Regions from separate parts of the Homo sapiens genome. Here regions 2, 3, 4 and 5 are each linked to region 1. Evidence: read pairs that join two places in POLR2A ChIA-PET (ENCODE). Cell type or tissue: MCF 10A. All regions are shown on one strand.

Region 1 (5,000 bases):
CTCATTTGCAACTAATTCTCCAATGAAAAATGTAGAATCCAATGCAAGATAAAGAGTTCTGTGGAAGTTTCCAACCAAAGATAATTAAGAAACAGAGTCAAACACCTCCAAGGTAACAGGAAGAATGTCCTAAGAGGAATAGCTAAACTCTTGATTTGGACTCTTTGTGTGCCACAGAATAAATAAATAGTCTTTATCTGAACTACAGGGACATGAGATGTCAAACCCTTCAGATAATATAATGACTACCCATTCAGCTTTAACCTAGAAGACGTCAGGCTTTATATACATTGCATTACAGTTATTTCGCAAATCTGACTGGTCAGTTTATGACTTATTTCCACATATATTTTCCATTGAAGGAAAGGCTAATGTACCACTAAGGAAACAGATTATAAAAATTTCCATTAATGCAAAAATGTACAGCTTACTTGAAGCCAAATTATGCTGGAAAACATATGTGAAATTAAACCAAGTGCTTATATTCATAAACATATAGTAGTCAAGTAGTTTTCTTTTGCACTAGGCTTTATGACAGAGCTACATAGATAATGACACAGACTGAATGCTTTCTTTTTAAAATATAACCACTGTAAAATATAAACAGAACTGATGGCATAATATTGGCAAGGTGTAGCGGTGTATATAAACAGGACACCTTCAGGAGAACTCAGAAACCAAGGTCAGTGATGATGGCGCACACTAACCCTCATAAAACCTCATTCTATCATTATGCAAATGATCTCTGCTCATTGATACAATGACCTTGCCAAGAATGTTTAACATCACAAATATTCTTTATGTTCAGATTTTTTATTAAAAGATAAAGTTAGGAATAGCTTAAAGAAAAAGCCATCAACTCCTGAGTAGTAACATGTAGAGGTTATGTGGATAATACATTTTTTGAGCAATTAAATAAATACCTATCTAATTATATTTTAAAGACAAGTAAAAACCCCAGATAAGTAACTTGTCTAAAGCTAAATATCAGTGTTAGGAATAAAGATCTCAACTTCCTAGTAGTCTGTGTCATTTTCAAATTCCTATGGCATGCTACCCTAACAATTTCTGATTTTAGACTGGGGCTGGGGAATAACATAAAGGAAAAGATGTACCCTAGCCCTCAAAACATATGCACAGAATTGACAGCAATTATGTGAATGTTTCTGCACATGAAAATCAACAGAGAACCAGAATCTGGCTTTTCAAACTCATGAATCAGCAAGTCGGTATTGACTGATAATTTTACAGTATCCTATTATTTGTTACAAAGCTATTGTCTTCTCATGACTATTTCTAATTGAACTTTTACCTACAGTCCAACTAAGCTTCCACAGGCTATTCCACAGGCAAAGTCAAGAATCATGAACCAGAAAAATTCAAAAGATATGCACTCTCTTACTGTAGTGCTTTTTAAAGTCTTCCACCAATAATGAAAATGTACAGGATTTTTAGATTAAAGTGTGGTCAAAGAATGTGCACAGCACAAAAATAAAATCATAACAATCAAACCTGAGGCTACTAACAAAACGCAACAGAAACTCTATGGCTTTTACATACACTAATATGAAAATAACTTTATAAAAGACAAATTAGATGTCAGTCTGATGTGAGCACCTGGAACACTTATTTACTTGAACTCAGACTCCACATTTCACTTACCTCATTTCCATCTGTGTCCTTAGAAACAGAGGACATACTAGTATAAAGGGAATGGCATCTCTTTTTTTTAAACTGAAAATGCTGTGTTGCATGAGGGCAAAATCTCTCAGTGTTTTGCTTTTCTTGAATACTGCTATAACTTTTTGGTGGGTCTTCAGGAAACCCACTTTTTTCGAGTGATCTTTCTATACCCGAGGGAATAGAGCTTAAGCTGGCTGCCTTTCGGAAAGAAAAAACATCAGTTTTTTCCTGGAATGTTATTTCGCTTGTGTTGACATCATCTAAATGTTTCTTCCTCTTTGCGCAATATGGAGTGCTGTCTTTTTCTGAAATCCTTTCATCCAGTTCACTAACTTTTACTTCTGTTTCACTGTCTTTAGCAGGAGAAGTGTTCACACAGTCAGACCAACTGCTTACAGCACTCGGCAGAAGTTTCTGTTTAACGCTGTCAGCTACAACTTCTGTCTTCTTTTGCTGAATACCATCTCCCAGTGCAGAGTTTAGGGTAACAGATTCCTGCTGTACCAGTCCCCTGGATAAAGGAGCTGGCTGTTCTTTTGAAGGCTGACTGCTGCTCTTCTTCTTGCCTTCATTTTCATTGTTTGCCCCAACTGACTCTTTGTCACCTCCAGTTTTTTTGATCGGTTTTCTTCTGAAATATTTTCTTCCAGGAGAGTATTTTTCAGGGTTCAAAGGAGTTTTGGCAGGATCTACATATTGTTCTTCTTTCTCAGCTCTTACACATCCACAGACATTCCCCATTTGATTTGTAGGAGATCACAGCTCCATAGATTCACTCATTTCAAAATCCAGAGCTTACTTAGATCCTCTCCATTAAGTCTGAAAATTCCACTCTGACATCTGTTCCACACAGACTTTATGACCATCCTCTTCAGTCTGAGGCCATTTTGCTTATGAGAAAGGCACACACAAGAAATGCCGTGGCATCCTGCCCAGCCGGTCCGTGTCTCATTAGACACTGTGGCTTATTTCTGGCCACCAATCCTCTTAGACAAACATTACTGCTCACTGTCAAATTACAACACTGATGAGCTCTCAAGGCAAACCCTTAGCTTCACTGTATGAGAAGATTATGACTGTTTTTAACCTTCGGTTTTCTGAAATGCAGATACACTAATGAAGTTTGCACTTAACCTTTGAAACTATTTGGTGGTTCAACGAATGAGAGCAAAAAGAAAGCAAACACCAGTCAGGAGAGATTTAGGAAAGTGCCCTTCAAATTTGGATTCAAAGTGCCTTTCAAATTGAATTTCAGAGACTCTCTACCCTCTACCATATATTTTTTTTTCTTAAGAAATACCAACTAATTTTGGTACTTGCACACAAACACATCAAAAGCTCAAAGATCTCTGTAAATTTTATTAAGACTCTTATTCAAAACAAGTCATAAAAAATAATAAGCTGATTCAATAGCTAGCAGGAGAGATAAGTGCTAAATGCTTATAATTCTCTAATAAAATTGTTTCTAAAAAAAATCAATCTTTTAAAATAGTTTATAATACTTTTCAAATAATATAAATTTCCAAGCCATGACCTTATCTAATTATTAGGACTTTAATGTGATACCAAATAGATAAATTATATAATTTAAAGCATGAAAGATTTAGCAAAAGGAAATATATGTGCATTCATATATATATATATACATATATATATATGTAGTTAAACTTTATATGTAACTTTTATAATCATACCCTAGTTAAATATTATACAGTTTTTATGAGGGCCTTGCTGGAAAAATAATGAATCAGTATGAGACTTGATTATCTAAGGTGTGCATATTTCTAACACTGAGTCATAGATATGGTAAAAAAAAAAAAAAATTAGAATAGCATGAAATGGATTTACACATAAGTACAAATCATTTCACTACTAAAAAAATTAATAATTGCCTTTCACTAGGTAGTCTTTAGACTGATCAAAAGATGGAACTCATTATATTTTACTAAGTAAGAATACTCAGTTAGTCAAGTTAGCAATGATACTGTAGATGTTTGTCAATAACAGATCCTGCATTGTAAAATTTTCCTTAATCATTTAAAAACATTCTCCGGTAGCAAAAACTGAACATCCCAGAAGAGAAGCTGGTAAAAATAAGGTCCCAGATTTTTTTTTGTTTTTAACTTGATTTTCAGTGTATTCAAAGGTAATGAGTGGTACATTATTCAAGAGACTATAAATGTATAATGGCTGATATTTGTACTAACATGATGGAGGGGCAACCAGTGATCTGCACTCCCCCAATCCTTCCCTCCATCTCTGCTGATGAAGTTTAGATATTTGTCCCCTCCAAATTCCATGTTGAAAATGTGACTCCCAATGTTGGAGATGGGCCTAGTGGGGGGTGTCTGGGTCACAGGGGCGGCTCCCTCATGAACGGCTTTCGGCCATCCCCACAGTAATGAGTTCTTACCCACTTAAGAGTTAGTTGTTTGAGGCCAGCAACGGCAGTTCATGCCTGTAATCCCAGCACTTTGGGAGGCCGAGGCAGGTGGATCACCTGAGGTCAGAAGTTCAAGACCAGCCTGGCCAACATGGTAAAACCCTGCCTCTAATAAAAATAGAAAAATTAGCCAGATGTGGTGATGCGTGCCCATAATCCCAGCTACTTGGGAGGCTGAGACAGGAGAGTCACTTGAACCCAGGAGGTGGAGGTTGCAGTGAGCCAAGATTGCACCGCTGCACTCCAGTCTGGGCGACAGAGCGAGACTCCCTCTCAAAAAAAAAAAAAAAAAAAAAGAGTTAGTTGTTTGAAACAGCCTGGTACCTCCTACCCCTCCTCCTCCTTCTCTCTCTCTCTTACCATGTGACAATCCTGCTTCCCCTTTGCCTTCCACCATGACTGAAAAATTTTCTGAGACCTTACCAGAAGCAGATGCCAGGACTATGTCTCTTATACAGCCTGCAGAACCATGATGATCCAAATAAACCTCTTTTCTGTTCTTTATAAACTACTCAGCCTCAGGTATGCCTTTACAGCAACACAAAATGAACTAATACACCTGCCAAACTAAGCAGCTGTCCATTTCTAGGCCATATACACTGCTACCTCTCCCAGAAATGGCCCAACTTAGTCTGCCTGGTTACTGGCATTCATCTTTCAAAGCCTATCTCTAGTATCTGTGAAAATTTCCTACATTCTCTAAAGCCATTCAGATCCCACTACAATGCTCCTTTCCCATACATTTCTATTTTCATTTATATCACCAATAATATTCATCACCCTATGTTATAGTTAATTTCATGGACACTCTCCCAATAAACAGAACAATATACTTCATTACCTTAGTATCTCTGGATCTAGCATGTGGTGGCTA
Region 2 (5,000 bases), 80 kb before region 1:
GCTGCTATCTGACAGAGGGTAAGGTCTCATTGTTAATCCCAACATGGAAAAGGGACAATAAGGTACCATTTCTCAAGATGAAACTTGTTTAGACTAAAGCACAAACAAAGAGGAAATTTATAAGGGGATTAACCTAATTTGCTAAGGTATACTATAAAGTCATTATGAAATAATCCTAGGAGGACATCCAAAAAGAATTTAAGAAAAAGGTGGATTCCTTCCCTGAGTGAAACACTGACTGAAATATATAAAGTGCTTTGCTGCAAAAAGTAGGGACAAAATATGAGAAACGAGGCTGCCATAGGTCTCAGCTAAGAAAATGAAGACCATATTTATACATATTTTCCAAAGAATAAGTCTCACAGAGTACTACTTAGATTTAAGACTTGACTCGGAGTCTGCACTCTACCTCTCACTTGCTATTAATTCTTACCTCTCTGAGCCTGTTTCCTTATCGGTAATACATGGGGATAATAAGAATATTTCAAAGTTGTAATAAAGACTAAAATTGACAATTAAATTACTAAGTTGATACTCTTTACATTACTATATTAATTGTGATTAGTTTGAGTCCCATATTTAACATTGCAATTAAAATTTACCACCTCTGTTTTGCTGAAAGCTTTTAAGAATACTTCCCCACTTAAAATAAAAGAGCTAACTACAACCAACATACTTGTCTCCATGTTTTGCCAAAAAAAGCTGTATAGTTTGAAGTGCTTCCGATAATTGTTCCTTCTTGGTTGATATTTCCTCACTGGAAATCTGTAAGGTAAAGAAGGCACATTCAAACTCTTCCTCCAAAAGGAGTAAACAGTATTTTTTTTAAAAAAAAGAAATTAATCAAGCTTTAGTCAAGACCCAAGTCTATTTTCTGGGTGACCCAAGTGAATAACCTATCAGTTATTAGCAGTCTATAGAGCTAGATAAGAGTATTTTATTTAGAATCCGTAAGGAAAGCTCCTCTCTCTATCCTTAATGCCGTCATTTTCAAGAGAAAATAATACATTATACGTTTCCTGCATCTGTCCTAGTCCAGCCGTGGATAAAGGTGGCCTCCACCCGCAGGTGGGCACTCAGCACTGGCCCAGTGTCATCCTTGCGCACTGCAGTCCTCAAAAAGACACATGACTGTGGGACACTACTTCCAAAGGGCATCTTCCTTCTGCCAAGCTCCTAGACACAATGTTCCTTTTGAAAAAATTATGGTGAAAGTAATAATCTGTAGGTATGCAGACCCAGAATAAAGAATTTCTAGCTGAGAGCAGTGGCTCATGCCTGTAATCCCAGCACTTTGGGAGGCCAAAGCAGGCAGATTGTTTTGAGCTCAGGCGTTTGAGACCAGCCTGAGCAACATGGTGAAATATTGTCTCTATGAAAAATACAAAAAGTATCCAAGTATTGGTGGCTCATGCCTGTAGTCCAAGCTACTCGGGAGGCTGAGACAGAATTGCTTGAGTGTGGGAAAGGGAGGTTACAGTGAGCTGAGGTCGTGCCACTGCACTCCCACATGGGCGACAGAGTAAGATCCTATCTAAAAGAAACTTTTTAACTATTGAAAAAAAGAACAAATAATTTCTAATGCTAAGACCCACTTTGTAAAAGTCATCTGTGACTGTCATCTGTCAGAGAAATAAAATTGATCTGTTTGGGGAAAAGCAAGAGGTCACACACTTTCTCCTAATTCCTCAGTGTATCATTTCCAAATCCCTTATTTCAGAAATTAATTGCCATTCTTTTAAATTAGCAGAAATAAGAGGAAATAATGGGCCAATGAAAAGATATATTTTCCCCCATGAAGTCTATTTAGAGTCAATTTAAAGTTTATTTTTCATGACTATAATCATGAGGCTGCATTGATTTTTGAAGGACATACTTATATTAACTAAAATTTCCTTTAACAGAACGACCATCAGCTGTTCTTAGACAGTTATAATTAACGCCATTATCTGCATTAAGAATGTATCTAGGGTACTAGGTCTAAATCTGACTTAGTAATGTTTTAGAGAATTTAAAACTAAAGAATGTCTACAAAAAAATTTTTTTTAATTAGCCAGGTGTGGTGGCATGTGTCTGCAGTCCAGCTACTCAGGAGGCTGAGGCAGGAGGATCACTTGAGCTTGGGAGGTTGCGGCTCCAGTGAGCTGTGATCATGCCACTGCACTCCAACCTGGGTGACAGAGCAAGACCCTGTCTCAAAAATATATATATATACACATGAAACTACAGAATATAAAAATACCAAGGGTTTATAATCAAAATTTCTCAAAAGAAACTAACTCTCCCAAGGAATCTTTGTTAAGCTTTATGTCCCCATTTTAGTTGTCTTCCTATTTAATGAGGGGGGAGAAGGATATTTTACATGAAATATATATATTAAAATTACTTGAAGCTTTTTGGTATAAAGCACCAAATGCAAGTGCTTTCCCACATCTCCCACATCCCACATATATAGTATGTAAGACTATGACTGAATACTTCACTTCAACTGAACAACTTTTCAAGTATATACTCTGGTCTGTAAACTTCTCCAAGAAAGAACCTCAAATAAGGAACACTTGCCTCATATCACAGCCAAGTAAGACAAGGCACTGGTGTTCTCCCCTATTTAGTCATGTCAACAATGTCTATTTTAATAGATGACAAGTGAGTACTGATGCAGAGCTAGAAGTGGGAGCTAAACATTAAGATTGGATGATAGCCTTGAAATTTCTAAACGTCAGACAAGAGCAGGAGGGCAGTGTAGGAAAGTATTCCTTGAGAAAAACGCTTCTTATCTTAGCGGAAATTTATTTTTTTAATACAGCAGCAATCCCACTGCTATCACCAGCGGCAGCAATACTAAAATGTACACCCCAACTACCAACATCCTAAGAGCTTTAAGTGGTGCAGTCCAAGGACATCTCCCAAGCTGCGGCCATCCAACTAATCCTAAGCAGTTGGGATACAGAAGATAGCCCGTTAAGACTAAAGAATTCACTAGGATAAGGGATAGTATCTAGAATTTCCAGTGATTGACTGTAGACACTTCCTTATGAGATAGAAAAGACCCAGAAAAGCACAACTAAAGTCAATAATCAAGAATGTTAATATCCTGGTTTGTATCTTCATTGTTCTTGAAACTTTTTATGTTTACATCTGTAAGAATAAGACGGCATATCTTTATGACATGGAGTGCATGGATCTACTCTAGACATAAAACAGAATGACTCTGCTCTTCAGCTATTCTTATTGTAATAATCAGGAAGCAGACCTAATTATTAGGAAAAGCAGCATACTGTATTCGTTTACTAAAAATAAGAACAATATATAACGTTCAGGCTTTGGAATTAAACAGCTTCTTCTGCCACACACTAACTTTGATTCTTTGGGCAAGTTATTTAATCTTTCTGATTTGCATTATATTGGGCTATAACAATGGGAAAATTAAGGTAAAAATTAAACATTGTGCTAGGTAAACTGTGTCAACTCAGTTAACGTCCCTGCTATTATTATTATTATTAAACCAGGACTTCTGTGAATACCTTTTGCTTAGAGAAGGGAGGTTTTCCAGCCTTCTCTGCATCTTTCAATGTCTTGCTGATATTTGATACCCATTTTTGCAATTCTTTGGCTTTTTCAACATGTTCTTTCTTTTCTTCTTCCAGTGACTTCTGACAGTTGTGAGCGGTAAGAAAAATATACACTGCATTAAATGACTTAGCTATTAAACTGACCTCTCCATAGCAAACAAGAATGTAAAAATTTTTTTTCATCACACACAGGTTACTAAAACATTTTATTCATTCACTTAACCATATTTACCATGTCACATAGCAGATGCACCTCCAAAATGTTTATGGTAGCAAAGAAAGCTATGGCATACATTCCTTAATGATTGGTCTAACCTCCCAGCTGTTCCATCAATGTTACAAATTTTAAATCTCAACTTTATTCATGAGGCACTAGAAGATCTTTGAATTGCTGCCTTTGCATTAGCATTACAATCCTAATTGTCCTGACAAAAAGGTACCATAGAAGGCTGATAGAATAGAGAACGTCTACTGTACATGTAAGGAAAATACACAGAATGAAGAAAATCCTTCCCCTCCTCCAACACATAATATTCATAATGTTAGCTTTCAAGTGCGAAGACTTAACTAGAAATGGGACATTGTGGTAAACATTTTAATATGCAAAGAAGGTCACTATATACAGAAAAAGGCAAAACTTTTTCATTTTTTGAAGCAATCTAAAACACTGCAGCTTGAAGGCTGTGGGAACGAATTTATATCTTTCTCTTTGATTCCATGGTGCTTCATGACGTGCTCTTTCAGCGAGTGCAATTTATCATTTAATAAATGATCACTATTCAATGAAGGGGAGTTCTGAAGAAATGACACTGTGAACTTGGAGTTCATCAAGTTTATCCCACATTCTACGTAAAAAAAAAAACATTTTAGTGTGGCCAAGTTTCAAAAAACCATTCTCAAGGCTAAATGAAACCATTTGAAGGGCATTAAATCTTATGTAATTTTCAATTTAAAACTTACTCTATTTTGAGCACTTAGCAATTTGCAGCCCTCAAGAAATAGAGTATGTTACATAATTCACAGACTGCATATGTAGCCGATATCATCATACTCTGAAAAAGTGGCATGAACCAGCCTGCATCACCCCTTGCACAGTTATTTAAACATGTCCCATTAGGAAGAATAGTAGAGGCTAGAAATTCCTGTCATCAGGGGCTCAGATACTTCTAACAGTTTAAGTCCTGTGTGGAAATCAAAATCAGCTTTTTCTAAGGCTTCTTTATATGTCAACTTTCTTTTTGTCTGAGGGCATATTATATTTCTGACATATGACTTTTGATCTTTGAGTTTTGTGGCAATGAGGACATCTATAATACCTACTTGGAGAGCCTCTTCTATTGATAACCGAGAGTGAACCTGTGGCTCTATCAACCCTCCTGTCAAGTACTGAAATTCCAAACATCGGATTCCCATTTCCTTATTTATAAT
Region 3 (5,000 bases), 150 kb after region 1:
AAATATCACTGCACTTGCTCAGTGGCAGTATTATACACAATAAGAGTCTTGGCACAAAGGAATTCTCATTGTACTGTTTACAAAATTCTACAAGGATTGCAAGAATTTCGGTTATAAAACATATCCTACAAAGAGAGAAAACAATTGTGAGTGTATTTGGGCTTTTTGGGGCTTTGGAATTTTATTGTTTAGTTCAATTTTTTTTTATTTCTACTTTCTACTAATAGAAAAACTACATGCATCATTAACCATATAATACCACTGAAATTACTGACATTGAGTTACCAAACCCAAAGCAAATATTCAAAAGATATAAAACCATCTGAATCCTACCTATGAAATGGGTCACTATTCACTATAAATACTTTAAACCTCTGTGAGCTGCTCTTGAGTTCGGAGTGTTTTGGGAGCCACAATAAAAAGATGGTATACACACACTTAAAAATACATTTCCAGACACAAAAACACTTAAAAAATGGACAGCTGCAATTTGTATTTCATCATTATATTCAACTATGAAGTCCAAGTAAACATTATACTAAAACATAAATATCAGATTGGCATAGAATTTCCTGAACATAAAGGATGGGCAGAAAAAAATCTCAAAATACATTCTTTACATTTAAATTTACAACAAACTCACTAAAGTCTTTTATCCATCACGCTATAAAATAATTTTTACAATATATCAGAGTAAGTATATAGTCACAAACTTTATCAAATAAGAAAGATCATTTTAAGGAAAATGATCTAGTGATGCTGAACCTTTTCTACAGGGCTAACCAATACCCTAGCCAAGCAGCAGCAGCAATGCCTTAGTAATCCCATAGAGAATAATCGGTATCCACCCTCCCAGGAAGAATTATGATTACGCGTAGTGCTTAAGAGCTTTTACAAGGGAGAGAAAACGCAATGTGCTTCTTGGAAACAACCCCCTTCCCCCCTCTCTACCGCTCATCTAAGGGCGTCTCCGGACTGTCGCCCACCCCACCATCCTCCCTGCGCTGGGGGTACTAAATCCCGTGCAAAAAGACCTGGTCCATTCCCAAGACTGGTCCAGACACCTGTTTACTCGTGCCCAAGGAGTGGTGGCTCTGATTAAGGAAAGGCAGCGGTTGCCTCTCTGATCAGTGCCAAGCTCCGCAGCCCCAGGGCAGGGACCACATACCTTTGTACCTCTCCAGGACATCCTCGTAGGCCTGGAGATACTCCTGCTCCTCCACGTACAGGTAAGCAGCAGGGGAGAGGTAACCCGCCATGCCGAAGTTTATCTAAGCGATGACTGACAAATTCCCCTCTCCCCCTCGTAACCCCCGGACAGTATCGCAGTCAGCAAGACACAGCCTTGGGAACTGGAAAAGAGGAAGGAGCAGCACGCTGGGGAGAAGCACGGAAGCCGAAGACGCAGAGCGGGGGCGCAGGGGGCTGCCGGCGCCAGGGCCGGCAAAGGAAACGCCCAGGCCTCCGGGCAGGCCGATGGTGGGCCGCCCGGCTCCGGGAGCCCGAGTCCCTCTCGGGTTTCAGCAGCGGCAAATCTCAGCGAGCCCAGGGGCGGCGACGAGCAGCGCCACGCCAAGCGGAGGAGCGGGGCGTGCGGCGAGGGCGGGCGGGGGCCGGCGGGCGCCCGGACCCTCTGCGGCCGCGCTGACCGCTCTGCTGGCCCTGCACGAGGCGCGTGCTTCGGGCCGGGCCGAGGCCGCGGCAGCGGTGCGGGAGGACCGGCGCGCTGCCTTCACCGGGGATGCTGCGCGGCGCATCTGCGGCATTTCCTGGCCGCCGCGCCGCAGACACTCGCCCGCGCCGGGGAGAGAGGGAGGGAGGAGGGTGGAGGGTGGAGGGTGGAGAGTGGAGGGTGGAGGGTGGAGGGTGGAGGGCGGAGGGCGGAAGGGAGGGGGCGAGCGCGGCGGTCAGCGCCCCGGCTGGCTCAGCTCCGGCCCCGGCGCCTCTCGGCCCCTCCCTCCCAGGCAGAGCCACGCGCCCCAGGCCCCCTCCCCAGGCCCGCCCACCCTGGTGGACCGTGCGGCCAAGCACGCCCACCCCCGGACACTGGCTGCCCGGTCCCGGATCCCCAAGGGCGACGTTTCTATTTGGGATCCACAACAGGTGCCTGAGAAACAAAGCCGCAGATCGCTCCACCGCTGTGCGCAGCCCCCTGCTGAGGGGCCAGCGGCTCTCCCTGGGTAAGGGATGATCGGGGGGAGGGTTGGAAATACTTTCTTCCACCCATCTTTTTGGCGTGGGAGGATTCAGGTCACTCTGTGACAGCACAGGGCAAGGAGGGCACGGGGGTCCGCGTCTAGGGGACATCCCGGGGACAGGGTGAGGAGGCCTCTGCAGGTGGCCCCGCGCATCAGCGCCTGACAGCCGGGCCGCGCCTGCGCCTGAGCTCCCGGCCGCCGCGAGGCTGCCGAGTACCAGCCTGCGGTCCCTCCCTTCTGCCCCCCAGAGCCCACAGGCGCATCTGCTGCTGGGCTCCGCGGCGGGCCTATAGGTTCACAACTGCCCCATATTTATCACCTCCCTCCTGCTCTCTCCTTATTATTCATTCTACATAGTACTAGTATCCATTAAACTGAGTAAAATGGATACAGTTCCCTTAAATTAGATATATGTGTATCATATACTAAAGTGGGTGAGTTTAAGCGTCCATTGGAGGAACCAACTGATACCCAGGCATGTAAATGGATGTGTTTAAGAGTAATGACTGGCCGGGCGCGGTGTCTCACGCCTGTAATCCCAGCACTTTGGGAGGCCGAGGCGGGTGGATCACGAGGTCAGGAGTTCAAGACCAGCCTGGCCAAAATGGTGAAATCCCGTCTCTACTAAAAATACAAAATTTAGCCGGGCGTGGTGGCGGGTACCTATAATCCCAGCTACTCGGGAGGTTGAGGCAGAGAACTGCTTGAACCCGGGAGGTGGAGGTTGCAGTGAGCCGAGATCACGCCACCGTATTCCAGCCTGGGCGACAGAGCAAGACTCCGTCTCAAAAAAAAAAAAAACAGTGAAGTCAGGCTGCTGTACATAGAATCTTCACTCCTTACTGTGTCACATGGGCAAGTTACTTATCCTCTCTGAGACTCTCTTCATCAGTAAAACAGCGATAGTAGTGCCTAACTCATAAAGTTGTATAGTAAATGAAGTTTAGAATAATGTCTGGTGTTATATAAGGATTAGCTGCTGCACCTACTACTTTATTTAGGAGGTGGGGTCTCACTCTGTCATCCAGGCTGGAGTACAGTGACAGGATGATACCTCATTGCTACTGCTATTATTAGATAAATCAGCTGATTGTTGACAGTCTGACCTATGTCAACTTCACGTCTTGTCTAAATCTTCCTTCCCTATTTCCTCCTTTCACATATACTGACCTTTTGCCCTCCATGATTTTTTATTTCTTTGTTAGCGTTGGGTGTTGTGAACTATGGACCATTTTCCATTAATGCTTAGATAGGGATGAGTTCCTCTTGAAAGAAAAAATTGTGTACTCGTGGGAAAAAAAAACTGACTTGAGATAGAACTGGAGCACTCCTCAGCAATTGGCCTACTTCTGTTACTCCAAACAAAGCAAGACCACATCTCTTTTTTCTATCCTGACCACTGGTTTATAATCTGAGTTTGAACCACTGTCCCAGTAAGTCTTTAAGGTTACTAGAGTTTTCTTACAGCTCGATATGCATTTGTATGCACATTAGTTCATAAAGTAACAACCAGGCATCATATGGGACACCTTCTTGAAATAAAAGGGTTAGCAATTAAGTCCCTGAAAGTCATTCATTTACAGACCACACATGTATAGACATAGGTCTCTCAAAAATGTCTCCTTTACAATGAGTAAGGTCATTGAAGGCACGTCTGAGCCTTCATCAGAGACTGACACCCAGTAGCACCCAGTTTTATGAATATAGTCAGCACACAGTAATTTTAATCATCCATTTAAGGAACCAGTCAAAATGAGCAGAAGCAACATTTGGGATTGTTTTTAAAAACAGCCTTTACCCCATGCATTCTTGGAAGGGTAACATTGGGTCAATATGCTAATAATAATAGTGTATTCCATAGAGAAGAGGCAAAAGCGTAGCAGTAAATAGCTTGGACTTTGGAGTAAAGACTGCCTGAATTCAGATCCTAGCTCTACTACTTCTTGACACTACAACCTTGGCAAAGTTTTTCTTCCTTTCTCAGCAGATTCTGAACTGAAAATGGAGAAAATCATAGTACCTACTTCATGGGGTTCTTGGGAGGTCTAAATAGGATACCATATTAAGTGCTTAGAAGAACATCTGGCCATGGGTAAGCTATCATTTATAAAGCATTTGATGTGCCAAGGAGGTAGCAGAATTGTTTGCATTCACTATTATATTTAATCACCACAACCATGACCCTTTGATAAGGAAACTGAGGCTAAGATAAGTTTGGTAAATTGTCCAAGTAAACACAACTAGTCATGGACAGAGAAGGAATTAAAACCAAGTCTGCCTGAGTTCAAAGTCTGATTCTCCTTTGATCCTTCAATTCCAACTTCGAAGAATTTGGATAGGACAAAAATCCTTTTCTTAAAATAGCATTATCACTGACAAACCATGTAACTTTACAGGTAGTTTATGACTGAAAAACCCAACTTACAATATCCTGTAGCTAACAACAGCAGATCTGTATTGCTCATATGTAAAAAGCATTTATACAATGGGTGTTTAAAAGCCCCTTTCCTTATATTTCATTGTTTTATTCTCACATTGACCCTAGGAGATAAGAAGTAAACATACTATAGTCTCAGATTTTAATATGATGAAACCACAACAGATACAAAAGCACTAAAGACTAAAAATGTGAAGTTGGGCCAGGCACAGTGGCTCACGCCTGTAATACTAGTACTTTGGGAGGCCAAGGTGGGCAGATTGCTTGAGCCCAGGAGTTCGAAACTAGCCTGCACAACATGGTGGAAGCCTGTCTCTACAAAAATACAAAAATTAGCCAGGCATGATGGCACACACCTTTAGTCC
Region 4 (5,000 bases), 56 kb after region 1:
CTGGACTTGCTCTTAGGCTGATGGCTGCAGGAGGGAAGGCAAAGGGGAGAAGACAGGGGAGGGGTGAGAGTTGGCGAGCAGAGGTGAAGGTGCAACTGGTGATACCTTTTTCAGAGAATGGCTGCCCAGTCTGAGATACAAAACAGTGAAGGCACAGGAGGTCTCTGAAAGGAGAATCAGTTACTGAGAATATAGTCAGAAATTATACTGCGTGAAGAGTCTCCTTGTTCAAAGTTTAATTGCCACAGAACAAAACAAATGGTTTTGTCAGCATTTGTCATGAATCCAGACACAGGACAAGAGTAGAATGGTAGAATGTGCTAGGTAAGCTGAGATGTAAACTACAAATGCCATAAATCTCTCCATACAAATGCTTTTTTGTGTATCTCCTCCTCTACCACTATCTGCTCTCCCAGTCATCAGATCTCCTGCCTTCCTGTAAGTGCAGTTGCTGAGCAGCTGAGGTTCAATCTTATTGTTGGCTGGGATCTAGGGGATCAGGTTCTGCTCTGACAAGGAATTTACTGGTATCTGTTCTCACAATTGGCTAAGAATTGAATATAAAACTCCTAGAATCTACCTTCTCCTACCTGAGCATCCTAAAAACATATAAAGAGATTCCTAATTATAGTTATACTGCTATAACATTTAAGTATTATATATAATCTAACTTCTGCTGATCTGAGTCACTGTTTAAGGACAGAAAGCTTCTGCAACTCTTAATCTGTAACATGCTAACCTTAAGAAATTAGACTTTTTTAAAAGGTTTTCACTATCAGCCTTTCTTTCTAGATTCAGAGCTCTAGATAAGAATATACCCCAAAGCACAGAGATATGTAACTCGATGAAAATAAATTCAATAAGCATCATTTCTACATTATTTATATGTAAGGTAAATCCATTATATTATGAAGACCTTAAGTAATTTGGTGTTTTAAAGTATTCAGTTTTGAAAACTTTTATAATCACTACATATATGTAAGGACATAAACAGAACAGTTTTCACTTTAAAAATCAAATTCATACAAGATACCTTCAAAATTTATTAAAGCAGGACCTCCAGTAACTCAGATAAAAATAAAATCAACAAATTATAAGGAATAAATACAGTTTTTCAAGTTTCTTTGAAATTTTATGACTTGTTGGTTTCTGAAAGAATCCTATTTCTTCTTACCTTTATGCTATTTTCTGTCCCAGCCAATAGCCTACCTGGACAACATATACCAACATAAGTTCATTAAATAAGTAGGTGCCTTTAGACTTCAAAATATAAAAGAATATATATTCCTATATATGGTTTCATATATGGTTATGGTTGTATATGGTTGTATACCCTGTATATGGCTTCACTAGATTGTATTTGGTAGGCTTTGGTAGGCAGCTATGGTAAGGACAAAAAACAAGATTTAGGAATCAGTAGGAGGCAAGGAATCTACATAAACCTAGGTTCAAATATTAGCATCAAAACTGGCTAGCAATTTCAGCTTGGGAAAATGATTTAACTTCTGTGCAACTCAAGTTTTCTCATCTATAAAACAGAATCATAGGTATTACTAGACACCTATTCACACAGTATTCTTATAAGCACTAAATACGATAATAGAGTATAATTAAGATTATGTAGTAGGCTCTCAAGAAATACACTGGCTTCCTAGACACTTCAATTAAATCAGCAAATTCTTATCCAGAACATGCAATAAACGTCAAAATCACAACACTATACACTACAGAATTTCACATCATCTCACAACAATCTTACTACTGTCTTTATGGATCATCATCCTCTTCTTATTGATTTTTTAAAAATAAATTTCAAAGAACATAACCTAGCCCAAGATTTCTGTAAGCAAGGAAACAGCAGAGCTGGAATTTGGCCCGGATATTCTAATACCTTTTCCACTGTACAAAATTAAGAGGTAAGGGTGAATCAAACCCATACAGTCTCCAACATCAAGGAACTAGGACAGGACATAAGATAAACAGATGTGATTTCTTACTATATCAATTCCAGAAAAAGAAAAACCAAAATAAAATGTCCTTGGCTGTTTAGGATCAAGCCGTTCACTAAATAAACTGCATAAAAGTCCCCTATATTGTAAATTAGAAAAAGGTACAGAGAAATTTTCATTCTTCTCAAGGTGATGGTATAAATCAATACAAGGTCAAAAATAAGAGCTTGGGCCGGGCGCAGTGGCTCAGGCCTGTAATCCCAGCATTTTGGGCGGGCAGATCACCTCAGGTCAGGAGTTTAAGGCTGGCCAACATGGTGAAACCTCGTCTCTACTAAAAATACAAAAAATTGGCCAGGCGTGGTGGTGTGCACCTGCAGTCCCAGGTACTCAGGAGGCTGAGGCAGGAGAATCGCTTTAACCCGGGAGGCAGAGGTTGCAGTGAGACGAGATTGGGCCACTGCACTCCAGCCTGGGTGACAGAGTATGACTGTGTCTCAAAAAAATAAAAAATAAGAGCTTGGGAGCTCTTGCCTTTCTCTGATACTGTAGGTTACTACACAGTGGAATGCTCTAATTCCGTTTACCCTGAACATAATCAGTTTTTCTTGATAAGTATGGACTGGTACCATGAATACGGCCTAAGGAATAAAATCAGATATACCTTAATACACGGCCTAATATTCATATAAGAAGTTCCATTTTTCATGAAAAAAAGTGATCTAGAATTCTTAGTAACTACTTTCATATCACTGTGGTCTCTTTAATTTGACCAGGGAGTTTAAGAGTATTTTTTCAGGTTGTGAGGCCACATTTTTTAAGGCAATGGAAATTACAGGTATGATTCACATGTGTAATGCTTTTCATTCCTATAATAGAACAGGGCCAGTCACAGAGTGAGTCATCAGCAGGAATAAATGGGTGGAGAACACCAAAGACAACTGCTCTGAACCACTGGAAAAAATTTTCATTCTGGGTTTGTTCATAATCACATGGCCTCCCACTTAAAGTTGCTTATTTAACTGTAGTTTACAGCTGGTATGGACAACTGCTTTAGTTACAGGATCACCATGCATGCCCCAGTGGGCTTTAGGAACCACACTCAACACAACCACACTAACCCAACACCATCCCAGAAGGGCTCTGCCGCTACCACCACCATCGCTGCACCCCTCTCCCTGCAGCCACACCCAGGAGTACAGATGAGCAAAAGGAAAGGCACACATTAAATGTTAAGTGTGTGGGGTGCCCGCAGACTTCTCTCTGAGGCTTAATTCCTCTTGGTAAAAAGATCTTCAAACCTGTTTTAGCTAAGGACTCATTCTCCCAGTCAATACCCAAAACACAACATGTAAAACAGACAGAGATAAAGTAGCTCTGACTGGAGTCAGAGGAGAAGAGTTTACCCACTAGAGAATATCACCTTGGGTTGATCATCTCCATACCTCAACTTTCTGTATCGTTCCAATTTTAGTATATGTGCTGCCAAAGCAAGCACCATACCTTAACTTTATAGTGAACTCTTGCCTTGTCCACTTGCTTGTCCTGAAAACCAAAGGCAAACTTTGAAGAACTGGACACCTTTCTGAGATCTCCTTACAGACATTTTAAAAATAATATACGCTTCTTTATTGCCTACTATGAGAAGAGTGGTCTCAAACTTTCAAATTCCACAGTCCCTCCTATCTATCTTCATGAGAAAGTAACATAGTCACCTTCTAGTCCCTAAGACAAAAAAAAGAAAATATGCAAAAGAAAAGAAGAGGAAATGCATTTTTCTTTGTTTCCACACTTTTATTAAGAAGTAGATAAATTATCTAACAAAAATCAGGGCTAGTAAAGAAGAAAGAATGAATGATGTGCCAATAGCAACAGACACATACTGAGGAAGTTTTCCTAATAGCTAATTCTGTGTGGTAAAAACAATCACCCTGAGATAGCACTGATGGGAGACTCCACTGGTATAACCTTTCCAGAATTTGGCAATACTGAGCAAAAGCTTTAAAAGTGTTCATAATGTTTTGTGTTCTATAAGCCAATGTCTCATATTTATATAGCACTGACTATATGCCAGGCCCTGTCCCAAGCATTTACATTTTTCACAACAGCAGATGGTTATTGTTCCTCTGTTACAGATTTTAAAAAGAGGCATTCAGAAGTTAAGTAATTTGTTCAAGGCCCCAGAATCCATGCTCTTAACCCCCAATGCTTCAGGTTCTGGAATCTAAAAAAAAATCCAAACTTCAGATGAAGATCAAAACAAGAAAATATTTATTTTAACATTAAATGCAAGTCATGCCTGTTAATAGTCAATATTTTTTAGCTATTATTATTAGCTACTAGTAGAAAAACATCCTAAACATCCAAGAATAGAAAAATTATCAAGTCAGTTATCATAGAGCCACAAAAAAAGATTACGCATTGATTAAATAGACGTCACCAATAGGGAAAAAATGCTTGGAAGTGCCTAAGAAAAAAGATTATAAGGGGATATGCCAATATAACATTAGTAATTAAATGTAGGTGGTAAGATAATCAGTAATTTTTATTTTCATCTTTTTTCTTCCAATTTTTCTTCAAAGAATATCTATTTTTTAACAATTATTTTTTTACAGCAGGCATTCTTGTGATATTTTGGTTTTGAGAATCTCTCAATTTGTACAATACTTTTTAAAATGTGTGACACTACTGCTGGTGTCAGCTTGAACATACAGGGTTAAAGCTGCAATCCCAGGTTCAGGCAGCCATTTAAAATGCTATGGAATTTTTCCCAAGAGATAATAAGCCACTGGGTTCCCTCAGAGAATAGAGAACCACCATGTGGCCCATTACCTACAGACCAAGTGAGCATTTAGCAGCTTCTGTATAACTACGAAATTAAACTTAGAAACTAAAATTTTTTTCCATAATGAAGTAATTTCAAGACTCCTAAAGCCACAGGTATGACTCAGGGATCTGCTCCAGGCCAAAATCATTCCAAAATAAAAGAGAAGAGAGGAGGGTAGAATAGGGATATTATAGAATTTTAAACTTCAGGCATCACCTGACACC
Region 5 (5,000 bases), 160 kb after region 1:
CACTGCACTCCAGTCTGGGTGACAGAGAGAGAATCTGTCTCAAAATAAATAAATTAATTAAATTAAATTAAATCATATGCTTCCCTACTGTTTGTTGTTTCATTTTATTTTTTTCTGCTTTTGAAGAATTCATGCAATTTTTTTTTTTTTTTTTTTTTGAGACAGAGTCTTGCTCTGTTGCCAGGCTGGAGTGCAGTGGCAAGATCTCAGCTCACTGCAACATCTGCCTCCTGGGTTCAAGCAATTCTCCTGCCTCAGCCTCTAGAGTAACTGGGACTACAGGCACACGCCACCACGCCCAGCTAATTTTTGTATTTTTAGTAGAGACGGGGTTTCACCACATTGACCAGGATGGTCTCGATCTCTTGACCTCATGATCCGCCCACGGGGGCCTCCCAAAGTGCTGGGATTACAGGCATGAGCCACGACACCTGGCCTGTAAATTCTAAAGAATGGAATTTTGAGATCCCCAGTGCATCACCTGCCACCAACTTCACAGCTATCCCTACAAACTCAGTGAACATTTTACAATTAACAAGCGATGGCCCCTGCATCAATGACTCCACAGTCTACTAATAGCATCAGCACCTTCATGTACACTGCATCCCATTAGAACATAGAGTTCTTCAATATCTTCCCCACCTGCAGTGTACAATGATGGTTAGTACTACCAATTTCTCATGACTTCCTGCCCAGTAGAGTTTTTCCCAATTTATCTAATTTCATTCCCCCTAACAAACACCTGCCCTGTCTTTCTGTCATAACTCCCTCCTTCATTACTGAAAGCAAAATATCCATCTCTGCCACTACTATCAAAACTCTCAGCCCAGAAGCACCTTCTACCTTCCAAAAAATACATAGAACAGGTATCCCATTTTGATGCCCTAAGTGGGCCATCAGCCCCCAGTAACTTCTCACTCACACCCTCCTTTCATCTATCTTCCCTTTCTGCTGAGTCAAACATCTGGTATGGGCAGTGTCATCTGTATAGGCATTCATTTCGCTGGAGCCTCAGACCTGCGGGAAAGTTCTCAACAGGGCAAGGAGGCAGGCCTCAGTGACTAAACATTTTCTGGTCTGCCTTGACTCTCCAAGTCTACCCCTGCTCACTCTCAGTCTCCATCCTCCCTCCACCTCCCCTTTCTCACTCCACCCCTTGCTCTTCAAAGGCCTGGGTGAGACCAGCCAGCATCTCACAGCGGAAGCCAGAAGAAGCTCAAGGCTGTTGCCCCAGAAACCCTGACTAGAGAATGGCTGGCTAGGCACTGTTTGTTTTTCCCGTAATCAGAAAATCCCACTGGGGGGACAAAAAGGGGGTTCTCAGCTGCCTTGATGGCCGGAATCTGGGCTGGTCCCCTCCAGCCCCCTTGGAGGAAGAGAAAGTACCAACTTTGCAATACAGTATAGGAGGCAAAAAAAAAAAAAAAAAACAACTGTGGAAAGGGACCCCCAGAGTTAAGAGTGGAAGAGAGGGAAGGAAAGGAAGCCTGAACCACTGGATGCAGAAACAAACTTAAAGAACACCTGGCCTTCTGCCTTTGCAAGAAAGTCCCCAAGGACACATTCCATCCTGCCCTGTTACCATTTCCAAGAAAGAAAGAAAAAAAAAATATTGAGGGAAGAAAGGAACAACACCCCTGGAAGCACCTCTCATGCACAGGACACATACACACAAACCACGCAGGGGTTGGAAGGTTGATTTCCACAGTGTTCTCAGCTTTCAGCTGGGTAAAACAAGCCATCACTTCTGGTTCAGCTTTTAGGGCCAATGCAAGGGAACACCGGGTAACACAGAACAGAAACATTGGCACATCTCATGTATTAATTAATCAGGAAGGCGTGATGGCCAAACCCTCAAAAGCACTAAGGACAGAAAGCTGCTATGGATACAATGATGCAGACAGAGATGCTACATTTAAAGAAAAACAACATCCAAGTTGCTGGAATATGCTTTGCAATCCTGGGTACCAAAAACCATGGATCTTCTCAATCTGCGTAGCTCAGTGCCCCTGGGCAAAAATGAAAATAAAGGCTGCTCACTTCCAGCTTCCCGCAAATATACTAGCAATCACTGGAGCTAATACTTTCAGAATGTTATGGTAACTAATGCAGTAATTAGGAAAGTTTAGTGCAAATGTCTGTAAATATTTCCTTGCATTTCAAAGGAATCGATTCGTCCAACCAGAAGGCAGGGCCAAACAGCTTAGTCACCAGCAGGCAGGGCAAATGGCTCTATCGGTAAAACAAGGCATAAAGTAAACATGGTCATCATCCTCCCCCACCTTGAGCACAGATTCCTGCCCAGTGCATCAGCTCCCGCTATGGCCCCCCAGGAGGTAGATGGGCGAATTTCCGCAACTCTCTTCCCCCACTCCATCCCCTTCCCCAGATGCTCTTACCTGCTATCCGAAGCACTGCCCTCTCGGCAGGGTCCAGCACTGAGCCCCCTTGAATCTTTCTTTTCGATCTCTCATGTTTAGGCAAATTCCAGGGTAAGGTGTCTCCCGGAGCTGGGGATGCGGAGCCAGATTTCTGGCTGAAATCATCCTCATCGGAAAAATCCGCAGAGGAAGACATAGAGCAGCGATAGGACGCGTTCCCGGAACTCTACAGAGAATGACACAGAAAAAGCATTAACAGCAAAATACTCACATATGCTCAATGATTTAAACATCTCCCCCACCAACCACCGCCGCCCTCCCTGCCCCCAAACTGGGTCTGGCATATCCTGCACCATCCTCGGAGCTGAGGGAATATGCAGAAACCAAAAAAATAAAACCCGGAGCTCACCATCTTTTCTTGGCCAAGTCTCCAATCGTAAAAACAATACACAGGCAGTTTCAATACATGAAGATTTGCACGGAAGAAGTGTGTGGCCTGTGGTCCGGCCACCAGCTCACAAATGACTGGCCCAACAATGAAGCCAGAATCAACAGCCTTCCTGTTACAAACCTATAGTATTTGGCTCCCCCACCAGGACAGTAGAAATATTTTCCATTACTAGCCTGCTGCTTAATTCATCAATGCAACTAACTCGAAGTTTCGAAAACAAAGCACAAATGCAGGATGTTGAGTCCCAACTCCTTTCCGCTTCAAGTCACCTCACCACTGGAGACTCCGTTCTGACCAGTTTTAAGCCCCTGTCCTCTTTATTTAATTTTCTTCATGAGACTGAAGCAGGTTCCCAGAAAAGAGCAAGGAGGGAGGAAGGGCTGATTCTGAGAAGAGCCTTTTCTTAAGACTGGGAGAACACAAAAGACTGTTTTCAGAAGCCTATGGCAGCACCAATAAACAAACATCTGAACTCGGTTTAGAGTTCTCAAGATAATTTAAACTTCCAGCAAAGTAACAGCTGCCAATAATGTAAATGAGAATGATGCTGCGCAGTGACAGGAAACAGAGCTCTTCTCAGCTCCTGGTCATTACACAGTGAAATGAGAAACAGGATGCTTTTGCCAAAGCACTTTGCCTGAAGGTTAGTCCTCCCTTCATCTAGCTGGAGCAAATCTGTAGGGTCATGTCTTGCATAAAAGTGTTAATATCTTCCATAGAGGGAAAAGGCACAAGATGTTATTCCTTCCTTCTTTGTTGGGTTGTGTTTGTGATTATTTACAGAGCCACTGGCTTACTAAGGAAACAAGGATGTTGACTATCTCTGCTGCAAAATTATAAACATAACGACATATCAAAAGGAAGTCTTGACTTTCCTACTGAGAATTCTACTTCGCTGAGACTCATGGTAAAGATGCAAAACTGGTATAACTCGAATTCCTGAAATGTAACTTGCAGCCATGGATTCCTAAGAAGCAAGTTACAGGCAGAAATCAGTGAGGCATGCTCCAATTTGAGCAAAAACACTGGGCTTCCCACAAAAGCAGTGGCAACTGCAGCACAAACAGGCTGTGTGAGCCACATCCCAAAACACTCACCCTAGGTACGTGAAATAAACTCTAATTGCATCAGGACTACCAACCTTACCTCAATCTGTTTAGGCCTGTGGCTATGCATGGTCAACACCATTATTTTATTTTATTTATTTTTCTTTTTTGTGGGCACATAGTAGGTGTAAACCCCATTATTTTAGAAGTTCACGTAATATTTCCCACAAAGTGAGGTATGTAAGACGTAGCTCTCTATTCTTTCCCCCCAAAAAAGCTGTCTTCCATTTTATTTTACATAAAATTTCATCATCTTGGCTAATTTATTTATTTACAGTCTGTATATTTTTCTAATGACAATAAGGCATTAGGCAAACTTGAGGCAAAAAGTAAATAAAATTGATTTTCTGTATTGTAGCTACAATCCATAGGGAGTTGTGAGTGGCATTAGGTCAGTCACAGCATGCTATTATCAACCCAGTTTATTTTCCATGCTTTTCTGAAAATCCATCTTGAGCTTTCTGAGATTTTGTTTTTGGCTGGCTCTGCATAAAAGGGTGACATTCTTAAAGACTTTTAAGAGGGTATTGGGTTTCTTTGGCTGCTTTCTATCTTCCTAAAAATGGCTTCCTATCTGTCCTTATTTAAGGTCATCCTTTATCTGTGAGATTATATTTCTTGTTACCTGTACTATTTTAGTGAGGATAGTAATTTGATTATTTATCTTTACAGACAGACTTGGAGAATAACTGTTAAAGAACTGCTCCTTTCCAAAAACCACTGGTTATTGATTTTTGTAGAGTAAATTTTTTTAATGGCCTGAGTCTCAGCTGATTGAACAACGAAATGTGATTTATGCCACGACATAAACACCATTAATCACTCATAGCCAGATGGGAACAGTTACCACCCATGGACCCATGGGTGTTGACTGGTGCAGCCTCTAATCTGGTAGTGTCATTGGTAAACAGATAAGAGAGAAAAAGAGGAAAAGACAATCAACAACACTTCTTTCAACAATATATCATAGGAAAATATGGACCCCACACACACACACAAACTGAGGGAAATCATACATATTTATATGTGGCAAAGTCTCTCCCAGGCTACATGATCCAAGTG

What was found. ChIA-PET counts read pairs that join two places held together with the same protein. Peaks named below come from ENCODE experiments on the same cell type or tissue, not always from the same donor. Only the 100,000 strongest peaks of a DNase experiment are listed, where the experiment ranks them.
Region 2: POLR2A ChIA-PET joins it to region 1 with 13 read pairs; 3 of 35 experiments call an interaction of 5 or more read pairs at or near these places.
Region 3: POLR2A ChIA-PET joins it to region 1 with 12 read pairs; 9 of 35 experiments call an interaction of 5 or more read pairs at or near these places.
Region 4: POLR2A ChIA-PET joins it to region 1 with 13 read pairs; 7 of 35 experiments call an interaction of 5 or more read pairs at or near these places.
Region 5: POLR2A ChIA-PET joins it to region 1 with 12 read pairs; 8 of 35 experiments call an interaction of 5 or more read pairs at or near these places.

Annotation. Positions count from the first base shown.
Region 1 is chr6:56,690,726-56,695,725 of GRCh38, forward strand. All of the region lies in intron 9 of DST (dystonin), which reads right to left. Among named protein-coding and RNA genes, the nearest start is that of DST-AS1, 150 kb to the right of the region's middle. In MCF 10A, no CTCF peak of the experiment used is centred here; DNase peaks (open chromatin) are centred at 1,976 and 2,626.
Region 2 is chr6:56,610,832-56,615,831 of GRCh38, forward strand. DST (dystonin) reads right to left here. Exons shown (of 104, transcript NM_001374736.1): 37 at 3,525-3,653; 38 at 677-765. Among named protein-coding and RNA genes, the nearest start is that of DST-AS1, 230 kb to the right of the region's middle. In MCF 10A, no CTCF peak of the experiment used is centred here; no DNase peak of the experiment used is centred here.
Region 3 is chr6:56,841,887-56,846,886 of GRCh38, forward strand. All of the region lies in intron 4 of DST (dystonin), which reads right to left. It overlaps DST-AS1 (DST antisense RNA 1), which reads left to right and starts at 2,100. Exons shown (of 4, transcript NR_125866.1): 1 at 2,100-2,180. RefSeq lists enhancers at 673-1,541, 1,542-2,409 and silencers at 1,493-1,752, 1,843-2,042, 2,383-2,522. In MCF 10A, a CTCF peak has its summit at 2,426; DNase peaks (open chromatin) are centred at 1,225 and 2,405.
Region 4 is chr6:56,746,906-56,751,905 of GRCh38, forward strand. All of the region lies in intron 4 of DST (dystonin), which reads right to left. Among named protein-coding and RNA genes, the nearest start is that of DST-AS1, 95 kb to the right of the region's middle. RefSeq lists an enhancer at 4,981-5,000. In MCF 10A, no CTCF peak of the experiment used is centred here; DNase peaks (open chromatin) are centred at 26 and 2,846.
Region 5 is chr6:56,848,998-56,853,997 of GRCh38, forward strand. It overlaps DST (dystonin), which reads right to left. Exons shown (of 104, transcript NM_001374736.1): 4 at 2,400-2,607. All of the region lies in intron 1 of DST-AS1 (DST antisense RNA 1), which reads left to right. Among named protein-coding and RNA genes, the nearest start is that of DST-AS1, 7.5 kb to the left of the region's middle. RefSeq lists a silencer at 2,794-3,088. In MCF 10A, a CTCF peak has its summit at 2,947; a DNase peak (open chromatin) is centred at 2,934.